2 separate regions of the Homo sapiens genome follow, and region 2 is linked to region 1. Evidence: read pairs that join two places in POLR2A ChIA-PET (ENCODE). Cell type or tissue: GM12878. All regions are shown on one strand. Links, peaks and the distances in the headings refer to the core of each region. The heading gives the core; the rest is flanking DNA. Region 1 overlaps ANXA4 (annexin A4). Region 2 overlaps SNRNP27 (small nuclear ribonucleoprotein U4/U6.U5 subunit 27).

Region 1 (5,381 bases), core at 184-5,183:
AGGATAGCTTGAGCTCAGGAGTTCAAGGTCAGCCTGGGCAACATAGTGACACCTCGTCTCTATTAAATTAATTAATTAATTAATTAATTAAAAAATAAATAAATATAAAGTAAGCCACAAATGCAAGTTTGAATTGTCTAGTAATTACATTCAAAAAAGTAAAGAAACAGGCAAAATTAACTTAATAATATAGATATATTTTACCCAATATACCCAAAGTAATATCATTTCAACATGTAATCAATATAAACATTATTAATGAGATATTTTATAGGCTTCTTTTCGTGCTGTGTTGTAGCAGTCTGATGTGTATTTTAAACTGATAGCACATCCAAATCTGAATGCAAATTTTTCATCAAATGTCTGTATTTAGATTTCATGAAATGTTCAGTTTTCACATCAATTTACATGCTCAAATTATTTCAAACATACTTCAAAAATTTTTCCAATAACTAAATCAAGTACCTAAAATAATTTTCCTTTAATATTTGCATCCACATGGAAAAAACTGATTCATGTTTTTTAAAAGAATTTCACTTCGAAGTGAAAAGGCTCTCGCTTTTAAAACTGCATCTTTCCAAGTTAATTCACGAACTCTCTTGTCAATTCCATCTCTTGTTCTTTACTGTGCCAGCCGTGATGCTTCTGCTACTCCACTCAATTGTACATCAGTAACGTGCCTTTGTTTTAAATCTTAAAACGTAGCTGGGTGCAGTGGCTCACGCCTGTAATCCCAGCACTTTGGGAGTCTGAGGTGGTAGGATCGCTTGAGCCCAGGAGTTCAAGACCAGCCTGGACAACATGGTGAGACCCCGTCTGTGACAGAGCAAGATGCTGTCTTAAAAAAAAAAAAAAAAAAACTTAAAATGTGTCCATAGCTACTTTTTAACTAGAAAATAATTTAATTATGTTAAAATAACTCAAACTTGTGCTGTCTGTAAAACTTCTTCAAATAAATACATTAAAATATTGCATCAGTGCCTAGAAAAATATCAAAGTGAATAAATCTGTTGGCACCAACTAGATTAGTGATTACGTGTAATACTAGAAAAGATGCCACATGCTTGACATGTGCCCTACACATACAATGGTTGAACAATGTAGCCCTACCAGAGCAATAAAGCTGTGTGTAATGGGGAAATATTTCATACTGCATCAATTTCAAAATTTAAATATAATTAAAATGAAACAAAATTTAAAATTTAGTTTCTCAGTCTCTCTAGCCACTTTCAGTTGCTCAGAAACATGCAGCTGGTGGCACCATATTGGGGTATAGAGACAGTCTGTCAAAAGACAGGGTGAGGAGCCAGGCGAGGTGGCTCATGCCTGTAGCAACAGCTACTTGGGAGGCTGAGGTGGAGAATCACTGGACCCTAAAAGCTGGAGGCTGCACTGAGCTATGATAGTGCCACTGCACTCTAGCCTGGGTGACAGAGTGAGACCCCGTCTAGGGGAAAAAAAAAAAAAAAGACATAGTGAACAGAACACTTTAGTGCCACCACGTGCACCTTTCTGTGTTAGCATCAGCTTTACAGCAGAGGAGGGATTGTAATGGGCCTGGTCTAATTCCCAGTTGCTAGCTGGTTTTCCCTTTGTTCTTCTCTGCTTCTTTTTCTGTCACAAATGCCTGGTTCTCTGGGCAAAAATAAATAAATAAGTATGTATTTATGTATATTAAAAATATAACTCCTAGCATGGATTTCTGCTAGGGTGCTTCTCACTGATCATGCCTCCTTGAATCTACTCTGCCACCATGATTCGCGCCCCAACACCTCTCGGCCTGCTTTGGATGAGGAGGGCCAGCTATGGGCCTACCTCACAGCTCCTCACCTCAGGGTAGGGTGTTCTGAATAGATCCCCACATCAGACAGAGCTGCTAGAGAGGCAGACCCCATCTCCCTATTGTCTCATAAACACACACACTCACTCACACACTCACACACACTCATACTCACTCACACTCACATACTCTTCATCCAGCTCCATCTGCCGTAAGTCCGTTTCACTTCCTCTCAGCTTCTAACATTATCTCATGACCATCCTAGTCTTTTCCATTGTGTCATGAGTTTCTCCCTTTTCTTCCCTGTGCCTTCACGAGAATCTTGAATGAGAAACTGGGAGCGGCTGCTGCATCAGAAATAGTAAGTTCCTCACGTGAATCAGAAATCCACTGTGGAAGAATTTTACAGTTCTGTTTTTGTGCTCTTCTGCCGGAATCAGCTTGAATTTTGGAAAGATGTGGGGACAGAACCCTGCCCTGGCCCAGAGAGGGAATGGCTGATCCAAGGGGAGGAGGAGTTGCCCACAGAGCTGGAACTTGATGACTTCGGGGCGCGGGAGGCCCCAGAACAAAGTGAGACTTTGAAGAGAGCAGTGCTTACTCTCTGCTCAGTTCCAGATCTCCGAGGTGGAGCCAGTTGAAATCTGTGTAGGAAACAAAGCTGCTTTTCTGGTTCATCTGGAAAGAGAGGGCTTTTTGTTTTTTCCCCACGTGGGCAAATAGAGGTGGTGATGTTGTGTTTTTAGAGCCAGAAGGAAAGTTCTGGGCTGCATAATGCCTATATTCCAGGCAAATAGAACCCAACAAGGAAAATGGTCTAGCTTTATCACTGACTCACTGCAAATCCCTTCCCTCCTGTACTTTAATTTATTCATTTTCTTTTTTTAAATGACAAACTGATATTATTTTTAATTTTTAAATACTTCAGTGACCACAGGACATAATACTTTTTTTTTTTTTTTTTTGAGATAGAGTCTCGCTCTGTTGCCCAGGCTGGAGTGCAGTGGCGTGATCTCGTCTCACTGCAACCTCCGCCTCCTGGGTTCAAGCAATTCTCCTGTCTCAGCCTCCTGAGTAGCTGGGATTACAGGCGTGCGCCACCACGCCTGGCTAATTTTTATATTTTTAGTGGAGATGGGGTTTCGCCATGTTGGTCAGGCTGGTCTCAAACTCCTGACCTTGTGATCTGCCCTCCTCGGCCTCCCAAAGTGCTGGGATTACAGACGTGAGCCACCGCACCTGACCTTAGTTTTTTTCTGACGTGGTCCTCTTCTTTTATCTCTAAGACTTATGATTGCTAAGACAACAAAAGATACCATCGTTACTGGCCAACCTTGGAATTTGGTCTTGGGAAATGGAGGCCTGTAGTTTGTAACCCATAAGAAGAGACTGAAGGGGCCTAAGTGCAGATGAGAATCCCTGGTGATAGAACAGACAAGAACTGGAGATCAATGCCAATAGTTTGTGATGAACGTCTTGGGGTTCCTGTGTGATCAACCTGTTGGGATTTCTGTATTAGTTTCACACTCACCTGTAATAGTTTACCAATGGTGTTTCTGAAAGATGAACATGAAATTAAGCGATCTTTCATGTTTCCTCGAGGGACTTTGATTCTAAAATAACTCTGAGAACAGATCAGGAAACATGATATAACCCTAACCATGCTTGACACATTTTCTCTTTAAATAACAGTTATACTTGAGGAGAGGATTTTACTCATGATGCTGTGCAAAAGCCACATGGATTCCACTGGTTTGGACTTTGCCTTAGAGTGGGCGTTGCTAAGTGATGGATAACAGCAGCGTGCTTCCCTGAGAGGCCACTGTGAGCCTCTTACTTAGGTTGAGAACTTGACCTCTTACTTAGGTTTTATACCACCATAAAATGCACCCATCTTAAGTGGTTAGTTTGATGAGCCATCGTTTCTTTTAAGGAGTTAACATTTAAAATCAACTTTTAAAAATTGTGGTGAAATAAATACACATGAAATTTTACCATCTTAAACATTCTTAAATGTAACAGTTCAGTGACATTAAGTATATTCACATTGTTTTGCAACCATCACCACCATCCATTCACAGAACTCTTTTCATCTTGTAAAACTGAAACTCTGTACTATTTAGCTGTAACTCCCTCTTCCCTTTCCTCCAGCATTATCATTCTGCTTTCTGTCTCTATGAATTTGACTACTTTGAGTACATATAAGTGGATTCATGTAGTATTCATCCTTTTGTGACTGGCTTATTTCACTTAGCTTAGTGTCCTTAGGTTCATCAGTGTTATAGCATGTGGCAGAATTTCCTTCCTCTGTAAGGTTGAATAATATTCCACTGTATATATTCCACTGTATATATGTGTATACACACACACACACACACACACACCACATTGTGTTTATCCATTTATCTGTTGAGGGACACTTGTTTTGCTTCCACTTTTGGCTATTGTGAGTAATGCTGCTGTGAACATGGATGTGCAAACATTTCTTCGAGTTCCTGCTTCCTGTTCTTTTGGGTATATGTATACCTAGAAGTGGAATTGTTGGACCATATGGTAATTCTATTTTTAATTTGTTGAGGAACCACCATACTGTTTTTACGGTGGCTGTACCATTTTACTTTCTTACCAGCAGTGTAGAAGGGTTCAAGTTTCTCCATATCTTCACCAACATTTGTTGTTTTCTGTTGTTCTGTTTTGAATAGTAGCCATTCTAATGGGTATGAGTGGAGTTCAGTGAGTGTTGGCAGATGTATATATCCGGGTACACTACCCCAATCAAGGTAAAGAACATTTTCATCACCCCTTGATGTTGCCTCATGCTCCTCTACAGTTAGTATCCCTTCTGCCTCACCAGTGCCCCCAATCACTGGCCCCAGACAACCACTTTTGCACTTTCTAGCACTATATATTAGCTTTGTTCGTTCTAGCGTTTCATGTAAATACTTTGTTTGGCTTCATTTAGCCAGAATAATGCTTTTGAGGCTTATCTAAAACCCTAGTCTAAAATCAATTGTGGATGGAAAATAAACCGCAGTGTGACTGGAGTTCGATACTATGCTAATGGTTGGTTAGAGAATACCATGGGTCTCAGAAAGAAAGTGAGAGGAGGAGAGGGGGGCTGAGGAAGCAGGAGAGGGCCCTTCCTAGCAATGAGGCCTTCAGGAAGCCCAAAGAGCCATAGCAATTAATGCCAGTCCTATGGCTTCGGGGGCAGCCAGTTCAATTAATCAGCAGGCATTTCTTGCAGGCCCGCTATGTGCAAGGCACTGCTAAAATTTAGAAACAGGAAAGTAGAGGCCCAGGATGAGAATTTGGAGAGGGAAGATGCTGCCTTAGAATTCATACAACTGGATAATGCTTTTGTCAGAGGACAGACACACACAGAGGACCTTACGGACTTGGTGACCAAAAGAACCACAAAGGAATCTAGTTTGACTTGTTGGTAAATGTGAAAGCCTGAACTCTATACGCCACAGATGTTTTTCATGTGGGTAGATTTGGTAACCCCACCTTAAACAGCTCACTAAACAGGTAATGCTAGAATACTGTAGATGTGATAAAGATTACTTGGAGAGAACAGTAATAGAAGAATAGCTAACAT
Region 2 (5,381 bases), core at 236-5,235, 140 kb after region 1:
GTAGCGTGAGCCACCAAGCCCCACCTGGCTCTGAGTCTTAATAACCATCAATTGCTGTTTAAGTCAGCTTTTTTGTATATTTGTGTGTGGTTGTTAGAAACTTTTAATTTACATTTTTCTGCCTTCCAGAAAGCTTTCTAGCCCTAGTTGTACTGAATGCAACTGATGATTAAGCAGTAAACTACATTAAAAAATTTTTTTGTTAACAATCAAGGCCTTGGCAGAACCTTTTTCCTCACTTTGCTATACGGAATGACTCGTGGTTCTGTGGAGCTCACCTCATGTATATCTGTGCTGATTGATACAAAGTTGATATGTCTGTCTGTTTCTAACATCTTTGCTTATAAATATTAGATCTCCAAGACGACATAGATCCACATCTCCTTCCCCTTCTCGACTGAAAGAAAGAAGAGATGAGGAAAAGAAAGAAACAAAAGAAACAAAGAGCAAAGAACGGCAGATTACTGGTAATGTTATTAGATAAATAACTGTAGGAAAAGTACAGTGATGATAAAATTATAAAAGTTTAATCTTGAACATTTAAATGTTAAGCCTTTTATAGTATTCATTGCATATGGTTTTGAGTTTTTTTTGGTTTTTTTTTTTTTGAGATAGAGTTTCATTCTTGTCACTCAGACTGGAGTGCAATGGCACAATCTTGGCTCACTGCAACCTCCGCCTCCTGGGTTTAAGCAATTCTTGTGCCTCAGCGTCCCAGAGTAGTTGGGATTACAGGCACCCGCCACTATGCCCGGCTAATTTTTGTATTTTTAGTAGAGACGGGTTCTCACCATGTTAGCCAGGCTGGTCTCAAACTCCTGACCTCAGGTGATCCTCCCGCCTCGGCCTCCCAAAGTGCTGGGATTATAGACGTGAACCACCGTGCCCAGCCTGAGATTTTGTTTTAATTGCACCCTAGCAAGTTGCTGGTTATCTATGGTGCTCCTGATATAGAACGATAGTTAAAAACATGAGAATATTCTATTTTGGAAGTGTCTTCAGAACTATATAGTGTCATGCCTGATATTAAAGGTAGTCCTTAATATGAAACCCAGGTTTTTTTTTAAAAGGTAATCCTGTCTAAAGGCTTCAAGGAGAGGACTTTTTTTTTGTACCATAAGTTACATTCTGTCCAAATGTAAGAGGAATTTTTTCATTAGACTCATCTTCAGCTAATTGTTTTGTGTGTTCTCTGCTAGTGAGGTGGAATGACTATTAATCTGTTACCACCTCTCTTTTTATTTATGTATATATTTGAAATGATAGAGAGGTCACAAAATTATTCTTTTTTGCAGAGGAAGACTTAGAGGGCAAAACAGAGGAAGAAATAGAAATGATGAAGTTAATGGGATTTGCCTCCTTTGACTCCACAAAAGTAAGTAAAACGTGCAACATTCTCATTTGAATTAATATGTTATGACTGTCCTATCTTTCCATGTTCTTTTCCATTTATACAAATTTATTTGGTTATAAGACAATAACTATCTGTTTGAAGGGCTTTGAGAATACAAAGGAGGAAACAGTGAACTGCCATTGGAATTCAGGGAGTGGTTGCCAGGGACGATGTTTGAATTAGATTTTAAAGGACAAGTAGAAGTGATCAGACAAAGAAGAGGAAGAAGATTATTTCAGGTAGAGGGAAGAGCTCATGAAAATGCCATGTAGGTGTAAAGGAGCATAGTGTATTGTGGGAATTTCAGATTCGACCAGGGATAAAGGGGTGCTGATGGGCTAGTGACTTAGGCTAGAAATAGAGGTAGGAGGCAAATCACAGAGGGCTTTTGATGCCCTTAGTCATGCTAAGGAATTCAGAGTTTATTCTTTTGGTGTTGAGGAGAGGAAGTAGTGATTTTTAAATAAGGGAGTGGCATGGTTATATGTGTGTTTTGGAATAATGACTCTGGGGGCAGCATGGAGGACAGATGGGAGGTGGGTTAGATTGAAGGCAGGGAGAACTGCTGATTTGTGCAAGTGAAAGATGATAAAGGCCTGAACTGAGTTGAGAATGATTCAGGAGCTGGGGGAAGTGGGAGTGAGTAGTTAGTAATGCCTCTCAGGTGTCAGGCTGGGACCCTGAGTGATACAGTTAACCCAGAACAGAGTTTCTGGAAGGGGAACTGCTGGGAAATGGAAGAACAAAATCCAGCTGCCAGATAGAGATGACATTGGGCAGCTGCATACTTGTCTCATAGCTTAGAAGTGGGGTGGATAGGGGAGGGAATGCTGTCTAGCCTTCATAATAGCAGAGAGATGAGGGAAGAGGAAAAAGAGGGAGGGATTATATAGAGGAGGGAGAGCATAGAGCGAGAGATGGGGGAAGAGAGAGATGGGTATAGAGAGAGGAAATGAAGAGAGGAGAGGGGATGGAGAGAGGGAGGGTGTGTGGAAAGAAAAACATATTTTTTAAAATCTCTTTTCTAGAATTTTAAGTCTTTCCATTTAGTTTTGCAAATGGAAATAGAGATGTTTGAGAAAAAGTTGTCAAAAATAATCCACTTTCCCAAGTCTTGTATTCCATTGAGTTGCTAATGGAATGGGGTAATCTCAGTGGCTGTAAGTTTCTTTCTAACTAATGTGACTGTGTAGGGCTCACATGTTTTAAAATGACAGTGTGTAACTTAGGAGTACTGAGGCATGACTGTTTTGAGGTGAGAAATTAAGAACAAGCTCTTGTTCTTGCAATGGTTATGTGAGCTCTGTTTTGGAATTTAATGAAGTTTATTTATCAGCTTTTTTCCCTTGAATGCCCTAAATTCTTATTTATTTTCCAAAGACTATTTTATAAATGAAAGTTTATTAAGATATATGTTGGGTGAAATGTAAGTTTATTAAGATATATGTTGGGTGAATTAAAATATGTCAAAAGTAAAGCAACTATAGTTTTATTGTCTTTAGAAGAATGGGGAGGGAACTTTTTCCCCAAAGAAAATGGAATTATTTTCTTTGTTTTTTGGTTTTCCTGTTGCTGGATGTTAGGTTTAAAGTTCCTGAAAGTCAGATCTAAGGGTGGTGCCACCCATCACTTAAATGTAGTCAGTGAAGAAGATGTTTGCTTATAAAGGAAAACTTAGGTGAAAAGTCATAGATCTTAAAAAAATTATGGAGTACCATCACACTAATTGATGTCAGTTTTTTAAAATGACATCTACAAGGATGTCAATTTAGTTTATATGCAGTTGGCTTCATGGCTATCAGTTATAACGTCAGCTCATTTGTGTTTTTAAGTAATGTGTGTCTTGTGATGTTTCATCATTGATCTATTGTGGGACCTCTTCATATGCCAGTATAGTCACCCATTTTCCTTTCTATTTGATTGTATTTTCATTTTTTTATTTGTATTATTTTTTATTTTAATTTTATTTTTTCGAGACAGAGTCTCGCTCTGTTGTCCAGGCTGGAGTGCAGCGGCGCAATCTCGGCTCACTGCTACCTCCGCCTCCTGGGTTCAACCGATTCTCCTGCCTTGGCCTCCCAAGTTGCTGGGATTACAGGCGCCTGCCACCACGCCTGGCTAATTTTCGTATTTTTAGTAGAGATGGGGTTTCGCCATATTGGCCAGGCTGGTCTCGAACTCTTGGCCTGAAGGGATCCACCTGCCTTGGCCTCCCAAAGTGCTAGGATTACAGGCGTGAGACATTGCGCCCGGCCTCATTTTTTAGTTTTTTAGAGACAGGGTCTTGTTTTGCCACCCATACTGGAGTACAGTGGTATGATCATGGCTCACTGCAGCCTGACCTCCTGGGCTGAAGCAATTTCCCTGCCTTAGCCTCTGGAGTAGCTGAGAGTAGGCACATGCCGCCACGCCAGGATAATGTTTTTATTTTTTGCAGAGATAGGGTCTTGCTGTGCTGCCTAGATTGGTCTTGAACTCATGGCCTCAAGAAATCCTCCTGCCTCAGTCCATTTTTTTTTTTTTATTTTTGAAGAGACAGAGTCTTCCTATGTTGTCCAGGCTGTACTCAAACTCCTTGGCTCAAGAAATCCTCTTGCCCCAGCCTCCCAAGTAGCTGGGACTGTAGCCTCACAGCAATGTGCTTGGCTTTTCCCTTTCATCTTATTAGATTGGTGGAAAAGTAATTACAGTTTTTGCCATTGAAAATAATGGCTAAAACTGCAATTACTTCAATAACATTTTTCTAGATGGTTTCAAAGTTTGGTTTTGTTTATTAATGGATAATTTTCTATGCCAGCATGTAAATAAATGAGGATAGGGCTAATAATATGCAATTCTGCAAATAGTTTCCAGAAATCAGTAAACCTTTAGGAATCGAACTTTGTAAAAAGGTTATCATCATTTACTTTTTTGTGCCCAAGACCAGTCTTTCTAAGTCATGCTTACTTCCTATTATAGGGAGTTCAAAATCATATACCTCACAAGTAATTTGTTCAGGACTTACCTTCCACCTCCAAAAAAATACATGAAAATAGGAATAGAAAAGTAAGACCAAATACATTTATTTTAGCCCCACTTCAAATATACTGTTCGTCTGTGTATGCCTTTTGGCCAGTGGGTCAGAATCGGTCTTTGCCCTGACACCAATATCTAATTAAGTACACTACACAGATAGGCTAATCTTGCATAAGTAGTAATGGGAGAGGGAGGAGGTGGGGGTCACTTGTATGTGTCACGACGTTAGCTGATGATACTCATCTAAGTCATTTTCTGAATATCTGGGAGTGCAGTGACCTAGGATGTGAGAATGCAAAGGTGACTCTCAGACATATCCCTCCATCAAGAAGCTTGCAGTCTCATAGGGAAAATAACTTTATGATGTACATCATGGTTTTATAGGGTAGAAAATAGAGGGTACTGGGCTGGGTGCAGTGGCTCATGCCTGTAATCCCAGCACTTTGGGAGGCCGAGGCGGGGGATCACGAGGTCAAGAGGTCAAGACCATCCTGGCCAACATGATGAAACCCCATGTCTACTAAAAATACAAAAATTAGCTGGGCGTAGTGGTGCATGCCTGTAGTCCCAGCTATTCGATAGGCTGAGGCAGGAGAATCACTTAAACCCGACAGGCGGAGGTTGCAGTGAGCCGAGATTGCGCCACTGCACTCTAGCCTAGTGGCAGAGCAAGTCTCCATTTCAAAAAAAAAAAAGAAAGAAAGAAAGAAATAGAGGGTACTGTGAGGAAGGCACAGTTAACATTTTTCAGCAGTTAGAGAAGAGGGCACTTCCTGGCACCTGGAATGTTTGAATTGGGCCTTGAACAATGGGTAATAACCAGATAGTTCAAGTTGGAGGCAGGGAAGGCAATTCAGGCATGAGGAACAACATGGGGGAAAGTGGGTATGTTGAGTTGACTTGGCTGATCAGAAGACCTGAACAAGAATTTGTGAAAAAGAGGATGGGTGCTACATTCAGAAAGGTCAAGATG

What was found. ChIA-PET counts read pairs that join two places held together with the same protein. Peaks named below come from ENCODE experiments on the same cell type or tissue, not always from the same donor. Only the 100,000 strongest peaks of a DNase experiment are listed, where the experiment ranks them.
Region 2: POLR2A ChIA-PET joins it to region 1 with 8 read pairs; 5 of 35 experiments call an interaction of 5 or more read pairs at or near these places.

What each region holds. Positions count from the first base shown.
Region 1 is chr2:69,760,936-69,766,316 of GRCh38, forward strand. All of the region lies in intron 1 of ANXA4 (annexin A4), which reads left to right. Among named protein-coding and RNA genes, the nearest start is that of ANXA4, 21 kb to the left of the region's middle. RefSeq lists an enhancer at 1,698-1,757. In GM12878, for the core only: no CTCF peak of the experiment used is centred there; no DNase peak of the experiment used is centred there; H3K4me3 peaks cover 659 bases; H3K27ac peaks cover 2,945 bases.
Region 2 is chr2:69,896,082-69,901,462 of GRCh38, forward strand. SNRNP27 (small nuclear ribonucleoprotein U4/U6.U5 subunit 27) reads left to right here. Exons shown (of 6, transcript NM_006857.3): 3 at 355-467; 4 at 1,296-1,375. Among named protein-coding and RNA genes, the nearest start is that of SNRNP27, 4.8 kb to the left of the region's middle. In GM12878, for the core only: no CTCF peak of the experiment used is centred there; no DNase peak of the experiment used is centred there; H3K4me3 peaks cover 59 bases.